2 separate regions of the Mus musculus genome follow, and region 1 is linked to region 2. A link is a loop called in an ENCODE intact Hi-C map of the cell type or tissue named here. Cell type or tissue: heart. All regions are shown on one strand. Each heading gives the region's core, and the rest is flanking DNA. Links, peaks and the distances in the headings are about the cores only. Region 1 has its middle 160 kb from the start of Gm31552. Region 2 has its middle 220 kb from the start of Gm31610.

The links. A loop is a pair of places that touch in the nucleus more often than their neighbours do. Peaks named below come from ENCODE experiments on the same cell type or tissue, not always from the same donor. Only the 100,000 strongest peaks of a DNase experiment are listed, where the experiment ranks them.
Region 1: a loop joins it to region 2, with 2.4 times the contacts of the local background. A loop is called at or near these places in 3 of 42 quality-filtered maps.

The regions. Positions count from the first base shown.
Region 1 is chr3:20,660,899-20,669,236 of GRCm38, reverse strand. No RefSeq gene overlaps it. Among named protein-coding and RNA genes, the nearest start is that of Gm31552, 160 kb to the left of the region's middle. In heart, for the core only: no CTCF peak of the experiment used is centred there; no DNase peak of the experiment used is centred there; H3K27ac peaks cover 802 bases.
Region 2 is chr3:21,264,085-21,272,422 of GRCm38, reverse strand. No RefSeq gene overlaps it. Among named protein-coding and RNA genes, the nearest start is that of Gm31610, 220 kb to the left of the region's middle. In heart, for the core only: no CTCF peak of the experiment used is centred there; a DNase peak (open chromatin) is centred at 3,832; H3K27ac peaks cover 678 bases.

The DNA.
Region 1 (8,338 bases), core at 50-8,049, 600 kb after region 2:
GGACCATCTAGTGATTGCCATATGCAGGGATACATCCCATAATCAGCTTCCAAACGCTGACACCATTGCATACACTAGCAAGAAAGGACCCAGATATAGCTGTCTCTTGTGAGACTATGCCGGGGCCTAGGAAACACAGAAGCGGATGATCACAGTCAGCTATTGGATGGGCCACACGGCCCCCAATGGAGGAGCTAGAGAAATTACCCAAGGAGCTAAAGGGAACTGCAACCCTATAGGTGGAACAACAATATGAACTAACCAGTACTCTGGAGCTCTTGTCTCTAGCTGCATATGTATCAAAAGATGGCCTAGTCGGCCATCACTGCAAAGAGAGGCCCATTGGACTTGCAAACTTTATATGCCCCAGTACAGGGGAACCCCAGGGCCAAAAAGGGGGAGTGGGTGGGTAGGGGTTGGGGGGATGGGTATGGCGGACTTTTGGGATAGCATTGAAAATGTAAACGAGGAAAATACCTAATTTAAAAAAAAAAAGAAAGAAAGAAAAAAAATAGAGGGAAACTTGAAGCCATCCTACTAAAATCAGGTACTAGACAAAGCTGACCACTCTCCCATACCTATTCAACATAGTACTTGAAGTTCTAGCCAGAACATTTAGGCAACACAGGAGATCAAAAGGATACAAATTTGAAAGGAGGAAATCAAGACATCACTATTTGCGAATGACATGATAGTATGCATACATAGCCAAAAAAAATCCACTAGACTCCTACAGATGATAACTTTAGCAAAGTACCTGGATACAAAATTAACTCAAACAAATCAGTAGCTTTCCTCCACTTAAAGGATGAACAGATTGAGAAAGAAATTAAGGAAATGGCACCCTTTACAATAGTCATAAATAATATGAAATAACTTGGTGTGGTACTGTCTAAGTAAGTAAAAGATCTGCATGACAAAAACTTCAAGTCTCTGAAGAAAGAAATTGAAGAAGACCTCAGAAGATGGAAAGATCTCCCATGTTCATGGATTGGCAGGAAGAGAAAGTAGGAAAAACCTCAAACACATTGGCACAAGGGAAATTTTTCTGAACAGAAAACCAATGGCTTGAGCTGGAGAGATGGCTCAGTGGTTAAAGGCACAGACTGCTCTTTCAGAGTTCCTGAGTTCAATCTCCAGCAACTACATGGTGGCTCACAATCATCTGTAATGGGAACTTATTCCTTTTTCTGGTATGTCTGAAGACAGCTACAGTGTACTTACATATATAAAATAAATAAATCTTGAGAGAGAGAGAAAGAATCTAAATTTTTAAGAGAAAGGGGAAAGAAAAGAAAACCATTGGTTTATGCTCTAAGACCAAGAATTGACAAATGGGACCTCATAAAATTGAAAAGCTTCTGTAAAGCAATGAACATTGTCAATAGGATAAAATAGCAACCCACAGATTGAGAAAAGATCTTTACCAACTCTCCAACCGATGGAGGGTTAACATCCAAAATATACAAAGAACTCAAGAAGTTAGACTCCAGAGAAACAAATAACCCTATTAAAAATGGAGTACAGAGCGAATCAGAGAATTCTCAACTGAGGAGTCTTAAATGGCTCACTTAAAGAAATCTTCAACATCCTTAGTCATCAGGGAAATGGAAATCAAAACAACACTGAGATTCCACTTTACACCAGTAAGAATGGCTAAGATCAAAAACTCAAGTGACATCAGAGGATGGCTTTGTTGGGCATCAATGGGAGAATAGGCCTTTGGCCCTATAAAGGCTTAATGCCCACCCCACAGTAGGGAAATGCTAGGGCAGGAAGACAGGAGTGGTTGTGTGGGTGGGGGAGCATCATCATAAAGGCAAGGGTAGGGGGATAAGATAGGGGGTTCCTGAAGGGGAGACCTGGAAATAAGAAAATATTTGAAATGTAAATAAAGAAAGTATCCAATTAAAAAAAAAAAGAAAGAAAAAAGATCAAAGGAAAAAAAATCAGGTCACAGCAGATGCTGGAGAAGATGTGGAGAAGGAGGAACACTCCTCCATATCTGGAGGGATTACAAGCTGTTGCAACACTATGGAAATCAGTCTAGTGGTTCCTCAGAAAATTTGAAGTAGTTCTACCTGAGAACCCAGCTATACCACTCTTGGGTATATACCCAAAAGGTGCTTCAACATAAAACAAGGATATATGCTCCACTATGTTCATAGCAGCTTTTTTTTTTAAATAGCCAGAAGCTGGAAACAACTAAGATGTCCCTCAAGAGAAGAGTGGATACAGAAATGTCATTTACACAATGGACTACTACGCAGTTATTTAAAAACAATGACTTCATGAAGTCCACAGGCAAATGGATGAAGCTTGCAAATGTCATTCTGAGTGAGGTAACCCAGTCACAAAAGAACACGCATGGTATGTTTTCACTGATGAGTTTATAGTAGCCAAAAAGAAGCTCAGAATACCCACCATACAACTCATAAACTGTAGAGCACACCAAAGTGTGGATGCTATAGTCCTACTCAGAAGTGGGAAGAAAATATTCTTGGGAAGTAGAGGGAGAGAGGGATCTGGGAGGGAGAGAGAAGGGGGAAAGAAGAGGGGGGGCAGTTCTCATAAGAGAGGAGATGGGAAAGAAATACAGAGGGTCAGGAATTTAAAAGGAGGTTGTAGCATTGAGGGAGTAGGAACTGGAGGTTACCACTACAAAGTCCCAGATGCTAGGGACCCAAGAGTTTCTCAGGACCCAACAGGGAGATCATTAGCTGAAATACTGATAAACTGGAGGTAGAACCTCTTGAGACCTATCCAGTGGATACGGCCCCAGGTGAGGGATGGGGCCATCCATTCGCCTCAAAAATATTAATCCATAATTCCTCCTGTCAAAAGGAAATGCAGGGACAAAGAGTGGAACAGAGAGTGAAGGAAAGACCATTCGCAGACTGACCCATCTAGGGATCCATCCCATTTGCAGACACCAAACACAGACACTATTATGCCAAGAAGGGCTTGCTGACAGGAACCTGGTAAAACTGTCCCTTAGTAGTTTTGTCAGAGCCTGACCTATACAGATGTGGATGCACGAAGCCAAACATTGAACTGAAAGTGCGGATCCCAAATAAGGAGTTAGGGCAAGGACTGGAGGAGCTGAAGGAGTTTGCAACCCTCTAGGAAGAACAACAAGATCAACCAACCAGACCTCCCCTCAAAGCACCCAAGGACTAAACCACCAACCAAAAAGTACACGTAGGGGAGACATGTGGTGCTAGCTGGATATATAGCAGAGAATTGCCTTATAGGGCATCACTGGGAGGGGAGTCCCTTGGTCCTGTGGAGGCTCCCAGGGTAGGGAAATTCTAGGGTGCTGAGGGAGAAGTTGGTCAGCAAATGGGGGAGCGCCCTCATAAAGGCAGAGGGAAGCACGGAGAGGATAGGGCATTTGTGGAATGGAACTGGGAATGGGATAACATTTGAAATGTAAATAAATAAAATAACAAATTAAAATGGGGGAGAAAAGAGCTTCATCCTAGCTGCCTGGAAGCCAGTCTTCTAACACCCTTCAGATAAAGATGTGGAACTCTCAGCTCCACTTGTACCATGCTTGCATAGATGCTGCATGTTCTTACCTTGATGGTAATGGAGTGAACCTCTGAACCTGCCTTTGTCTTACTCAGCTTCTGCAAAGGTCCTTTACTCTTCAAATAGGTTAGAACAATTGACCAACACCCTGATCTGCTATGTCTTTGTCTCCTTGTACACTCTTGTCCCCACATCCATGCTTCTCCTTGTTTTTAACCTATCAACTCAGGGGCTTTCTTCTTACCACCATCCTTCCACCACCCCATACTCCAGACTCAGCTAGCTGAGTTTTGTGTATTCTCAAATACACCTCTGTGCCCATTTCAATTGGTATTTTGCTCACTGTTTTGAAGGATTCTGTTTTCAAATTTATTTCATCATCTAAAAATACTTCCTTGATGGGGGCCCTGTCTCTGTATCTTCAGACTATACTATTCAATAAAGCATCTATTGAACTAGTGTCTGCTAGACTCAGTCGTCTAATCAAACTATTTGATTATAACTTCTGTAAAATTTTCACACTTCTTTGAATTTTCATTAACTTCATATGTAGCTCATGAGACAAACTCCTTGTATGCATGTAGGATAGTAACTCACATGAAAGGCAATTTTTAGTATTGTTTCCACAGGATTATCAAGACTCAATGCATTTATATACCTAATTGCATGTACTTGTAACATTCTTACCTTTAAAACAGTGTTACCTGCTAATAAACTGAAAATGTTAAATCTAGAAATAAGGTACTGCCTCTCCTGGGAGCTATCCACAAATGAAAAAACCAATTACAATTAAGTCAACAAGGCCAGTGTGATTAAAATCATTATGTGCACAAGCATAGGAGTGGTGCTAGGTAACCCTTAGGCATTTTCTCAGATTGAAGTGGTTTGAATAAGGGTGACCCCAATAGACTCATATGTTTGAACTTTTGGCATAGGAAGTGGCACTACTAGAAGTGGCCTTGCTGAAAGAAGCATGTCACTGGGTAGGAGGGCTTTGAGATCTCATAAATGATCAAGCTATACTCAGTGTGGCAGATAGTCTCCTTCTGCTGCCCGAGGATCAAGATGTAGAGCTCCCAGCTCCTTCTTCAACAACATGTCTACATGTATGCTGCCATGCTTCCTTCCATGATGGTGATAGACTAAACTTATGATAGACTAAACTTATGAAACTATAACCCAGCCCCAATTACATAGTTTTCATTATAAGAATTGATTAAATAAATAAATAAGGCCTGAAAGACTACAAATAAAATCATTCATATCCCATTCCTTTCTTGTCTGAAACAGCAATCTTATTTCACAGTTAAAATTTAAATGCCTCTGATGGATAAGAGAGTATGACCATGCTCTGAGTATATGGGCAACATAATCACGTTTTTCTGTGAGGTACTAGGGTAAGAGGGTAGACCTTGAATGAAAGGGAAACAAGTGTAATCAGGGTACATTGCATGAAATCCCCAAATAATTAATAAAAATATCATTTTGGGGGAAAGAATTGTTTATCTGACTTCTAGTGTGGTGGTTGCTCTTACTGTTGTCCCTAGGGCATCCTATGGATAACTAATATTATATAGTTCACTTATCACTAAGTATCTATGTTTCCCATGACTTATGTTTCACAGTCCTGAAGTATGACATGCTCTGCAATGGATACAATATCAGTGGAATAGACATTTACATCTACATTCTGATCTAGGATCCAACCCTATCTAGAATTTCAATGTTTGTTAAATAAGTTTAAAAAGTCTATTGAAAATCCCATTCATTTGAGAAGGGTTTCCTCCAATCCCAGAGAATGAGTTAGCATGCCAAAGCAGATCAATTAGCTAGTGCTTTACCTTGAAATGTCCCCACTACCCTGAGTTATTTCAAAGACAACTGAAACATCAGTTATTTTGGACTTAGTGTGTCCACAGCTCTTTAAAACACCAAATCATCTATCATCCTTCAAGTCCCTGTATGATAAGTAAGGATTACCTTTCATCCTTTACAGATGGAATATTTGAAATGTAAAATAGCATATCCAAGGCTAGACAGGAACTCAGCACCATGATTAAATAAAAACTCTTGAGTTTTCAACAGCCATGCCTTGGCAGAGGGGTTTATCACATTGCCATTTTATAGAGAGAGCACAGAAACCCAGGAGGGGAATCCTTAAGAATAAACTAAGAATTTTAAAGCAACTTGAAAGTCTATTTAATGCAGGCTGAAGTTCATAGGAAATCAGCTGAATTCTCGCCACTCCTACCTGTAAGTAGCTAGCTGCAGACCAGCAATTTAGGTGACTTTGAATGACCTAAACAGATTGAGTGCTGACAGGAGTGGGCAAGACAAAAGGAAGTGGCAGGGGAGTTTTACATGCTGTCATCTGTGCCTCTAAAGAACACTCAGTCGTATTAGTGTAAGCAATATGTTTACTTATGTTGGACTGCTCTCTGCACTCTACACTGAGGATAGAATGTTGTGAACCACAGCAGAAATTTATAACTTACTTAAAGAAGTTGTCCATTCAGGTAGGTCTTTCTTGTTCACAACTGTCTGACTTGGGCACTGTCAGATCCTATGGTCCTGTGAATAAGCAGTTTGTTCTCTAAACCACTGAGCCATATCTCAAGCCACTGCCCCCACTCGCCAGATGGTTTAATGGACACGACATTGTGAACACATTCTTGCAGGAGAATCTCCCTCACCTTGTGAGGGAAGCAAAGTGGTTGGAGATTGTCATCTCTCTTTTCTTGGTGATGAAACAGAAGCTCACTGGCTTCTGTGGGTTTTCTAGAGTGCACAGTTGAGGGTAGTTGAAGCTAGATTGACTGCAAGACCCCCAGTAACAAGTATATCTTGTCTATATATGTAGCCGGCTTTATACAATTCACTAATTGTCCTGTCCTTGTCTCTGAGTTACAGAAAATTCGAATCAATCAAATGATGGGGAGATCTAGCCATCACTTGGCATTATTTCAGGACCGTTTTCAATCATCACAGTCATAACTACAGCCCAACTGAGAACCAACTGGAGTCTAAGAGCAGATTGTCTCATCGTTTCTAGATTTTTGTAGAAGCTACAACAATCATGCCATCTTAGCAGTGATTAGGTCATCAGAGTTAATAAGGGTTTAGGAATAGTCACTTTGACATATTCATTCTAGTACACTGTGCCAGGAAAAAGGAGTTTTATGATGTAATAGGAAATACAGGAGAAAGAGTAATAAGTACAGCATGACTTATTGCCAAGATGCTAATAAGTGACAATTCTATAGGTACCCTGATAATATGTTATGAAATTATCTATAGTCAAACCACAGGTTATTAAGAGAAAAATCAAGAAAGAAAATAAAGCCAGTTTTGTAGGCAATGATTTTTATTATGTATAATGCTGGCAGGAAAAAAAAAAGTAATAGAAAATGCTGTAAGCAGCAGTTGTGAGAAAGAGCTGAAAAATTGTAAAGGACTTTGATCTCCTTCTGAGTTGCCCATCAAAGAAGGAAAGATCTGCCATGACCCTGTCATTCCAGGCAGATGACTGACTTATAGCTCAGGTGTGGTTTGCATGCTGAGAGCGGCTAGGGCTACAAGCAGCTTGCCAGGCTCTATATATAGGGATGACCTCACCTCTCCTGAAACATAGCAGCTGTTCACCATTTGTGCCATTTGCTGCAAAGGCTTAGTCCATAGCTAATTGAGCACTTCAGTCCTGCAGAGATAGGGGCCTGGGAAATATTTACATGAGATAGATACCTTTATCCAGATGGAAGCTGGCTAGGACAAGATAAGAATATTTATCTCAGAGGACTGTCAGTGCATCTTGACAGGAGTTAGGGGCTGCCTGGGGAGGGGGAAGGAGAGAGATGCCTGCTGCTCATTCAAGAGAAGAGGGAGAACAAGAAACATCAAAATTGTACTGCTGCTGCCTTCTCTCCAAGCAAACTAAACAGAGCCCTCCCTCTGTGAAAACAGTCTGTATTGTTATGATGTCAACTCATCAGGAAGGCTTTTAGAATTTCCCTAGCAAGATAACCACCTCCTTAACTTCTGGATTTCCTGGCCTAGAATTGATTGACAGTTATAGGATCACCAGCAATTCCATAACATTTCTTTTCCCAGGATCTAATAATCTTGCTGGAGGAAACAAGCATCTATAATATCTGGTTGGCCCGGAAGCACTTATCCTAGTTTGATTATTAATGATTTCTGTCAATAGGAAAACCCCCACTGTTCATGGGGTCTCGTTCTTCCCATCTGTAAATTTCAGATATTATCAGATTTAACTTCGGGTTTGCTTCCAGCTTTGAGGGAAAATCCATGAGTTTCATGAAAGTCACTCCCTTCTCAGAGCTTACAAGACATAAAATGCAATGGTCCAAAATAGTAAAAAGATCATTCTGATGTGATTAGTTTGGATGAATATAACATATCCTTGTTATTTTCAGTTTTGAAAATGAGCAGAAACACAGAAAATATGTGGATTGTCCACTTGAAACAAATTAGCAGACTAGTTTAAAGTAAGAGACTATATATAGTGTCACTTATGAATAGATCCGAATATGATCCAGTTACTCTTCTGATTGTGTCCTTCATTTGAGCTCAGAAAAGACATGTCAAGATGAGGAAGTATAAGTGTTGGGCCAGGAATGTATTTGGATTTAAAAATTTAGAATCAAATGTATATATAATATTTGTCCTTCAGGGTCACAGCTTCAATATGAGTAACCAATGCTGACTACACAAGACAGTGAAATCCTCATCAGGCCATTCAATTACTGTCTAGGAAAAAGGAGCAAAGTCAGGAAAGGCTCTGCAG
Region 2 (8,338 bases), core at 150-8,149:
CTGGGTGATGCCTGTATCTAAGACAACCATGTCAAGGACAGAGGCTGGCCATGTGAGAATCCGTCATGTGCTGGAGCACTTAGGGAATGCCTCACAGATCCTGGGTCATCCTGACACCTGTCACTGACTCAGCTATTTTTAGGAGGTGTTAAGAGTTTAAAATGCAGCAAAATCTCAGATTTTAACAAGGGTTTTGGTTCTATTTTAACAATAAGATAGTCTTTTGTTTTTGTTATTGTTTTGAAACAGTCTGTTCTGAAACTCACAGGCCTCATGATTCAGTATCCTAATTGCTGATTGCTGAAATTAGAGGTAAAATTAGCTCAGTGCCACCAGACTGATCTCTAGTCCTCTCCCAAAGCACTTCATTTAACTTCCATCTCTTTTCTTTTTTGGGGCGGTGGGGTGGGGTGGGAGAAGGGTGCAGGGCTTTTATTGATTATAACTCACTACGTAGCTTAGTCTGGCCATGAACTGGTGGCAATCCTCCTGGCTCAGACTCCTGTGTGCTGGGTTTACAGATTTGCCACCATGCCTGGCAAAAACAACTTTTAAAAAGCTAATTGGCACTAGTATGATTTTGAAGTAGGATTTCAGTTTAACATTTTAACAATATTGTTTTTTATCATTTTTTAATTTTACAATTAATTTCTTCAGAATAAATCCTTTATATTTCTTTCTTTTAAAAGTCTGCATAGTTTCTTATCATAACTTTGGAAAACACATTACATAATTATTAAAATAATTTTTCTCATATACAGGCTATACATTCAGTGAAACTGTGATGAGCAAGTTTATCTTCTTTCACTGTCTGGCATCTGAAGGTTCTTTTCACATAATTTCCAGATTTTTTTCTTCCTCTTATTTTTCATTCTTACATCTGAAATGAACACTATATCTAGTAAGATAGCTCAGAAGATAGACCATGTAAGGATGGCTTTGATCTTTAGCATAATAGTATAAGTTTATAATCTCAGCACTGGCAATATAGAGGCAAACAAAAAGCTTTGGTTTTGCTGGCCAACTAGCCTAGTTGACAAGCTACAGGCAACTGAGAGACCATTGAGAGAAGCAGAGACAGAGGTAGAGAGAGAGACAGGGAGACAGAGAGACAGGGAGACAGGGAGACAGAGAGACAGAGAGAGAGGCAGAGGCTGAAACAGAGACAGAGAAGGAGAACAGAGTTTCAGAGACAATACCAGGAGATTTGTTTTGCTGTTCTGCACAAACATGCTTGAGCACTTGCACAAACAGAAACTTTGCACATGCAAGTGTAAGTGTGCACCCCTACCCACCGCTTACATACACAGGAAGGAAAATTAATTGGGAAGAAAATATGAGCAAGCATATTTTGTTTCTTTTCCAATTGCACTCCTCTCAAGTGCCAATTCTCTTCATTCAAGACACAGGGGAACTGCAGCTGTTTGAGAGTGGGCAGAAGCGGGATGGAATTACACGGACACCACCATATGTGTATTGTGTAGAGTCCCTTGATTATTCAAAAAACTTCTTGAAGCTTCCTAGAAAGAATTATTGTTTCAAAGATTTGTGCCACATTTTCATAATAAAATTATTCAGGAAAAATGCTTTTCTGTAAATATTCTCTATATTCTCACAAACTTCTGAGACTTTGGGGTCAAAAATCAGGGCAAAATTTGTGTTAATTACACACCAACACACATGAGAAATGATTTTATTCATCCACGGGACCCTCAGAACTATTGTGATTCTCTCTGGAAAGTTTCTTTAGTGTACCCCTATGATTTTCTCTCAAATCCTCTTCTACAGACCTGAAAACAGTGCGTGGAAAGCCCACATTTGCTATGGGCATTCTGTTACTGTGATAGAGCAGCCACTGAATTAATTCAGTTGGCATTCAGGTAGGCTCTATGCCCTTCAAGACTTATTTTATTTGTGAATGTAACACCATAAGTGACCCAAATCATATACTATAAACGTCTTGGGTGTAAGTAGAATAGTTTCTGAGAAAGCATGACGACCTGAGTTCAATCCAAACTAGTCATGTCAAAACTAGAGAATGGAGTTGAACACTTGTAATCCTAGCACTGGGGAGGCTGAGACAGGAGTCAATTTAGCCAAATTAGTGAGCTACTTTCAGTGAGAGACCCTACTATAAAAAGCAAGATATATAGAGAGACTGAAGAAGACACTGGGAACCAACCTCTGATGTCCATACACATACACATGTACACATGTTCATCTTTAAAAAACACATTAGCATGCACATGTATACACACACACAGACACACACATACAACTTGTGATAGCACATCTGAATAATTTAAATGTTCAATTATTTTCAAAGTGAAAGTTTGCACACTTCCTATTGAGTGAGATGACTTAATCAACAAATTCCTTGAGATTATTTTAATAATTAATCTGAATTATCACGTGGAAATTTTGTTTTACTTTTTACGTGTCTATTTTCTTTGAAGTTCAAGCATACTGCTGGAACACCAATTAGAAGAAAATTGGATGTTATTTAATACAAATTAATATTGTTGAAGTTGTGCAGTTTCAACACTTAGTAGCCTGTGACTGGAGAACTACTATGAATTCTGGGATAGCTTAGACAATTACCTGCCAATCAGAGGCACAGCAAGACTTGGTCTCAAAGAAAAAAAAATCTCCTCATCCACTAACAACAAAAATCTGTATATGGTTTACTCTGATTGGCCATGACAAACAAAAGGCAAAGGTGATTGAAATTCCATCTCTCTGTGATAATGGAACCCAGGCCGACAAATCTCAGTTCAGAAGTCATGTCACTTTCTAGGTCACTAGCCAATAATTAAAGTCCTTAGAGTCTGAGGAGAAGGCTCCCAGAGGGAGACTGGAGAGGCACTACAGACCCTCTTCTAGCTGCTCTCTATCCCAGTTTTCTCCTCTCAATATGAATTGGCGAAGCAGAAGCAGCCCAGTTCCATTGTGTAATCTTCCCCAGGAAAACCTCAGAGAATGTGTTTATGGGAACATGAGAACTGTTAATGAGGTTGAGAGGGGAACAGGCAAGATAGAGAGAGTAGTCGAGGGGTGAAAAGAGCTATCGTATCCCTAGAAATCACTGAGGTGACTGCTATGTCACCTACATCAAAGGCATACATGATATTGTGCTTGGCAGTCCACCTTTGGTCCTTGGCATGGCTCAATACCACTCACTGATGGAGTCTGGCACAGGATTCTCAGGGCCATTTGGTTTTCATGACTTTTTTGATGATGAGACTTGGAATTGCTGAAGCCCTGCATGGGTCTGGGGTCAGTATGTGCTTGCATTAACAGCCCTGATTCCTCGCTGCTAGGTTTCCACAGTATGTATGTGTCTCTCAAATGGCAAGCACACAAAGACTCAAAGAGAGCACACACTGTACTTATAAACAGAAGTAAACAGAGCACAGGCTGGCTAAAATTTCATCTTATGACACTGAGAATGTTCTAAGTTTATAGTTTAATGTACAGAATGTACAAAATGTTAAGAAGCAGATTAAAGTAGTCTTGGCAGGCCTGAGATTTAGATTTCCCACCATTTGAACAGAGCAAGGTTAGAAAGGCGAGGGCTTCTCTTTTACTGATTCTTTCATAATATTCACACTGTTCTCCTTTCACAGTCTAATGCGTCTGTCCCTCATGATGTATCCCAACTGTTTGTTAGGGCCACTGTCATACAGAAAGCGTGGAAGAGTGAAGAAAGGCCTGATTGATCACAAGGTCCTATCAGATGTCAAAGCTGGCTCTGGATGACCTCGCATCAACCCAGAGCTGCCTGATTTGATCTTTACAGGAGCGGCTTCTCCTGGCTGGCAGTTCTATCTGGAAGCCATGCGTCAGCACTGAGCTATGACCTGAGTCATGCTGCATTCATCTTATCTGAAGGAAGGAAATAAAACTAGAGGGTTGAAAGAGGGGAGTGCTCAAAATACATACACATTAACTGAAGCCTTCTGTGTGGGTGCATTCTAGGAGCTTGAGCAACATTAAAAATGATATGAAAATGTAACTATCTTGACTCCAGTGGTATAGCATGGAAATGTGCCTCCCTCTACTGCCCCTCAGTCCTCGCCTCTTTCTTCCTGCCTCTGTTTCTAGCAACCTCATAACCTCATGCAGCTGATCTCAACAAGGCTCAATGGGAAAGAGGAGAACATTTCATAAATTTTCTAGTATCTTTAGAAATGCTGCCTTTAAGAATATCACCAAATCTTAATAATCTGCATGGTAGTTAGTGGTTGAAGACACAGAGCAGATAAACATGTTGCTAGACAACTGCAGCTCGATGCTTATCACCATTGGATCAATGGAAATCCATCTTTCAAAAATTACAAAAAAATCATCAAAACTCAAAATTTGGGAGAAAGTATTATACCAATCATGACACATTGATGTCATATGAATTTGTACATTTTTTATTTAATTCTACTTTTCTTTGCAGAAATTTGAACATGGAGCTTCACATGTGCTAGGTATATCAAGCTAAACTTCCAGCTTTGTGCTTTGTTTTCAATATATTTTCTAATGCTCTAATTACTTCTATTGGCCTTTTAAGAGAATCACCCACACTAGAAACTAAACAAAAGATTACTTCCTTAGTTATTTGTTATAAAATAAACTTAGAAAACTATGTTATTTTCTAAAGGTGCCCCTAAGCCACAGTGCGGACATTCATTCTAGGCTTCACCAAAGAGTTAAGTAGGCCTGGCCTGCTATAAAAAGGGCTGTATACCCCCTGCTTGTGCTCTGTGACCTTTCTCTCCCTCGGACTCTCTTCTTTCCCTTACCCATTTCTCCTTCTCTCCCCTCCCCCCTCATGTTCCTGGCTGCCTGCTTCTTCCCCTTCCCCTTCCCCTTCCCCTTCCCCTTCCCCTTTCCCCTCCCCCTCCCCCCTCTCTCTTTCTCTCTCTGTCTCTACTCTTTTCTCTGTCTTTACTCTTTTCCCATGCCCCATTCTACACTATACCCATCCTATGGCTGGTCCCTCGGGGAGAGGTTGATGCTTCAGCAGGGGCCCACTGGGGCACCCTTCCCACTTCACTATACTGTGTTCTACAAAACATATACTTGCCTTTTTATAAAACACAACATTTGGTGCCAACACTCAGATTTACAAACTTGCAAGTTCATATTTTCCAACGCAACATGGACTTTCTAGCCAGTGGATCGGTAGACCTCCATCCAAACAGTGGTAAATTGGTAAGCTTCACTACCCATTCCTCAGCATAAATGACCCCTGGTTGCAAGGAGGGCTTTTGGGCTCTCAGCCACTCTCTGGTGTCTTTGAGGATGAAGGTATTCACAGTTATGACTGGCCTTCTAGCTGACTCCTCATTTTAGGATCCTTTCCCCTGGGTGAGAGTTTTCTCTCTCCTTGAGGCGGTTTATTTATTGCTCCTGGGAAATCTTAAGCCTAGGTGCACCGTTCTCTCAATGCCACAAAAGTTCAGCCCGGACTTCATCACATGAAGACCCGATGATTTGGCCTGTGTTGCCACTGTTTCTAGTAATTAATTTATCCTCAGGATGCAGGTAGGGATAATATTTATAATTTCTACTCTCACCTAAAAGGAAAAGCCTTTGCTGCTACTTCTAGGTTCCCTACCGGGATGCCTCCCAGCCTTAAAGTCTTCCGAATTCACAGGCTAAATTGGGGCCCAGTACCCATGAGCTATAACTCTAAGTAGCTGCATAATGGCGGGCGCTGAAACGCCTTATTTCCCCACCCTCCGCTTTTTGCCCCTCCTCTTCCTCTCTCTGCACCCCCCCCCTTCTCTCACTCTCTCACCCACCCTACTTTGCTACTGCCACCGCTCCTTAGCTGCCTGGCACTGAGTCGAGACACCAAACACATCTCCAGCCTCCTGCAGCTCCTGAACGCCACTGCTGCCACCACCACCATTGCCAGCTGCTTGCCCAAACAGGCAGCTTTAGAACCGTGCTCAACTCAGACCTGCCATTCTGCGCAGTGTCAAGAGGTTGCCTGTTGTGACAGGGAGAGATCTCCTGTCTGCCAGACAAAACATGTCTCTTTGTCTCTGCTGATACATAACAACACTTCTGCCTTTGCATTCTAAGATTGAACATATGACTTTCCTCCAGAGGTAGAGCTATCACTTCAGCGCCATTTTAGCTAAGGGTGATCTCATGTCTAGCTGTAGCTTCAGCACCATCTTGGTTGAAGGCAGTCTCGTGACTATCTGCCATCTTTGTTATAGGCAGTTCCCAACTCTCTGCCTCCTCACATTAGAACACCACGACTTAAGGTCTCCAAAGACACGTCAATTAAGATAAGGTTTTCATTTGATTTGTATCCTGCCTTAGTTAAATAATAATTTTAATATCAATGTAAACATTTACAACAGCAAACAAGTTAAAGATTACTGCCTTAAAAGTAAGTTTAGCCTTGTTTTTGCAAGTGTCATCACTGCTATTAACTTAAAATATATTCTCTTTATTTACTAGATACATTCTAGAACAAATAAATAAACACAGGTTGTCTAACTCAGATACACTTAATAGATACTGGCTCTCAATCTTGTTAGAAAGCTGCTAAATGTAACATTAAAGCTTACTAGGATGAGTGGAGACTTTCAAATTCTAACAGTAAATTCTCCTCCCCTCCAAGGTCTCTGAGAAGATATGGGCACAGTTTCAAGACTGCCTAGATTGTGGTATGATAACCACTGAGAAATACTACTCCTTTGCCTTGCCGAGCTGCCAGGGTGTGGCCTAAACTGTGGACAGACGGAGGAAACACAGAGAATTTAATGTCTCATTGCCTAAGACACTGTAACCTATTTCTTCCACATTCCTACTCCACAGGAAAAACTTCTCATATTTTGGGCCTGATGGCTAGATTACCTCTTTCAAGTTGTGATGGAGACCACATGGACCTAGAAACTGTTTAGGTAGTAGACTATAGACCAACCTCAGTCATTTTAAGTAATATATAACATCTAGGTTATAATTTATTCTTTCCAGATTACATTGACAGCTAAGCTAACTGTAGCTTGACAGCTAGAAAACAGAGGCCTAGCTCCGTACCCCAAGTTAATATACTATCATATTAGCTCATGAGTCAATTCGTTAACTAGCTGAGATTACCAGATCTCTTATCAAAAAGAAAGACAGGTTTGCCTTGCTCACAAGTTTCAAAATAAAAGATACATAAGTTCAGATGCAACCTCTCACAGATGCAACCTTTTATTTCCTTATCTATACTCAATTTTCAGTGACTAAATGGTTCATATTTTCTCCCCTTTTTATACAACTGTCCTAACATTAATCAATAGAGTTCTTACAAATTAGCCTAGAGTTAATAAAACATTCTACTGTACGATCCACATTTTATAATCATAAGTTCAAATGTTGTCTCTTTTGGTTATCTTCTAACGATAGACATAAAGTGTTTCTCATGCTAAATCTATGGTATCAGCTATCACAGTTGCAAATATAAGTTTCCTTTGGCTGCCTTCGAACAATAGACTTAAGGTGCTTCTCACACTGAATTTGTATGATCGACTATCATATTCACAAGGTCATCAAATTTTTGAGTTTCTTTAAATGCCTTCTAAATATATACTTACTCATATCTACCTCTGATGTAGCAAACAGATTCCATCTGGGTAAGTACAGCTGCCACTCAGTAGCCAAAGTTTCTACCTGATTCCTATTCTAGAGGGTGAGCCTCTCCTCTTCCCTGAGATTTGAGACTCCCCTCACCCCAATACCAAGAATGAAGGGTTCCAAATGTACACCTGTACTGGCTACTTTTGTGTCAACTTGACACAGGCTGGAGTTTTCACAAAGAAAGGAGCTTCAGTTGGGGAAATGCCTCCATGAGATCCAGCTGCAAGTCATTTTCTCAATTAGTGATCAAGCTGGGAGGTCCCCTTGTGGGTGGTGCCATCTCTGGGCTGGTAGTCTTGGTTCTATAAGAGAGCAGGCTGATCAAGCTAAGGGAAGCCAAGCCAGTAAGGAACATCCCTCCATGGCCTCTGCATCCGCTCCTGCTTCCTGACCTGCTTGAGTTCCAGTCCTAACTTCCTTGGTGATGAACAGCAGTATGGAAGTGTAAGCCAAATAAACCCTTTCCTACCCAACTGCTTCTTGGTCATGATGTTTGTGCAGGAATAGAAACCCTGACTAAGACAACACCTAAGAAAAAATTTCTCACAAATGTTTTATTCTCTATCTCTAATACACACACACACACACACACACACACACAAACACACACACAGTGTGTGTGTGTGTGTGTGTGTGTTTCAGCATCTTGCCAAGTTCAGGCATTTGCTCAAAATATACATCTAGGACAACTCCAGAGAAA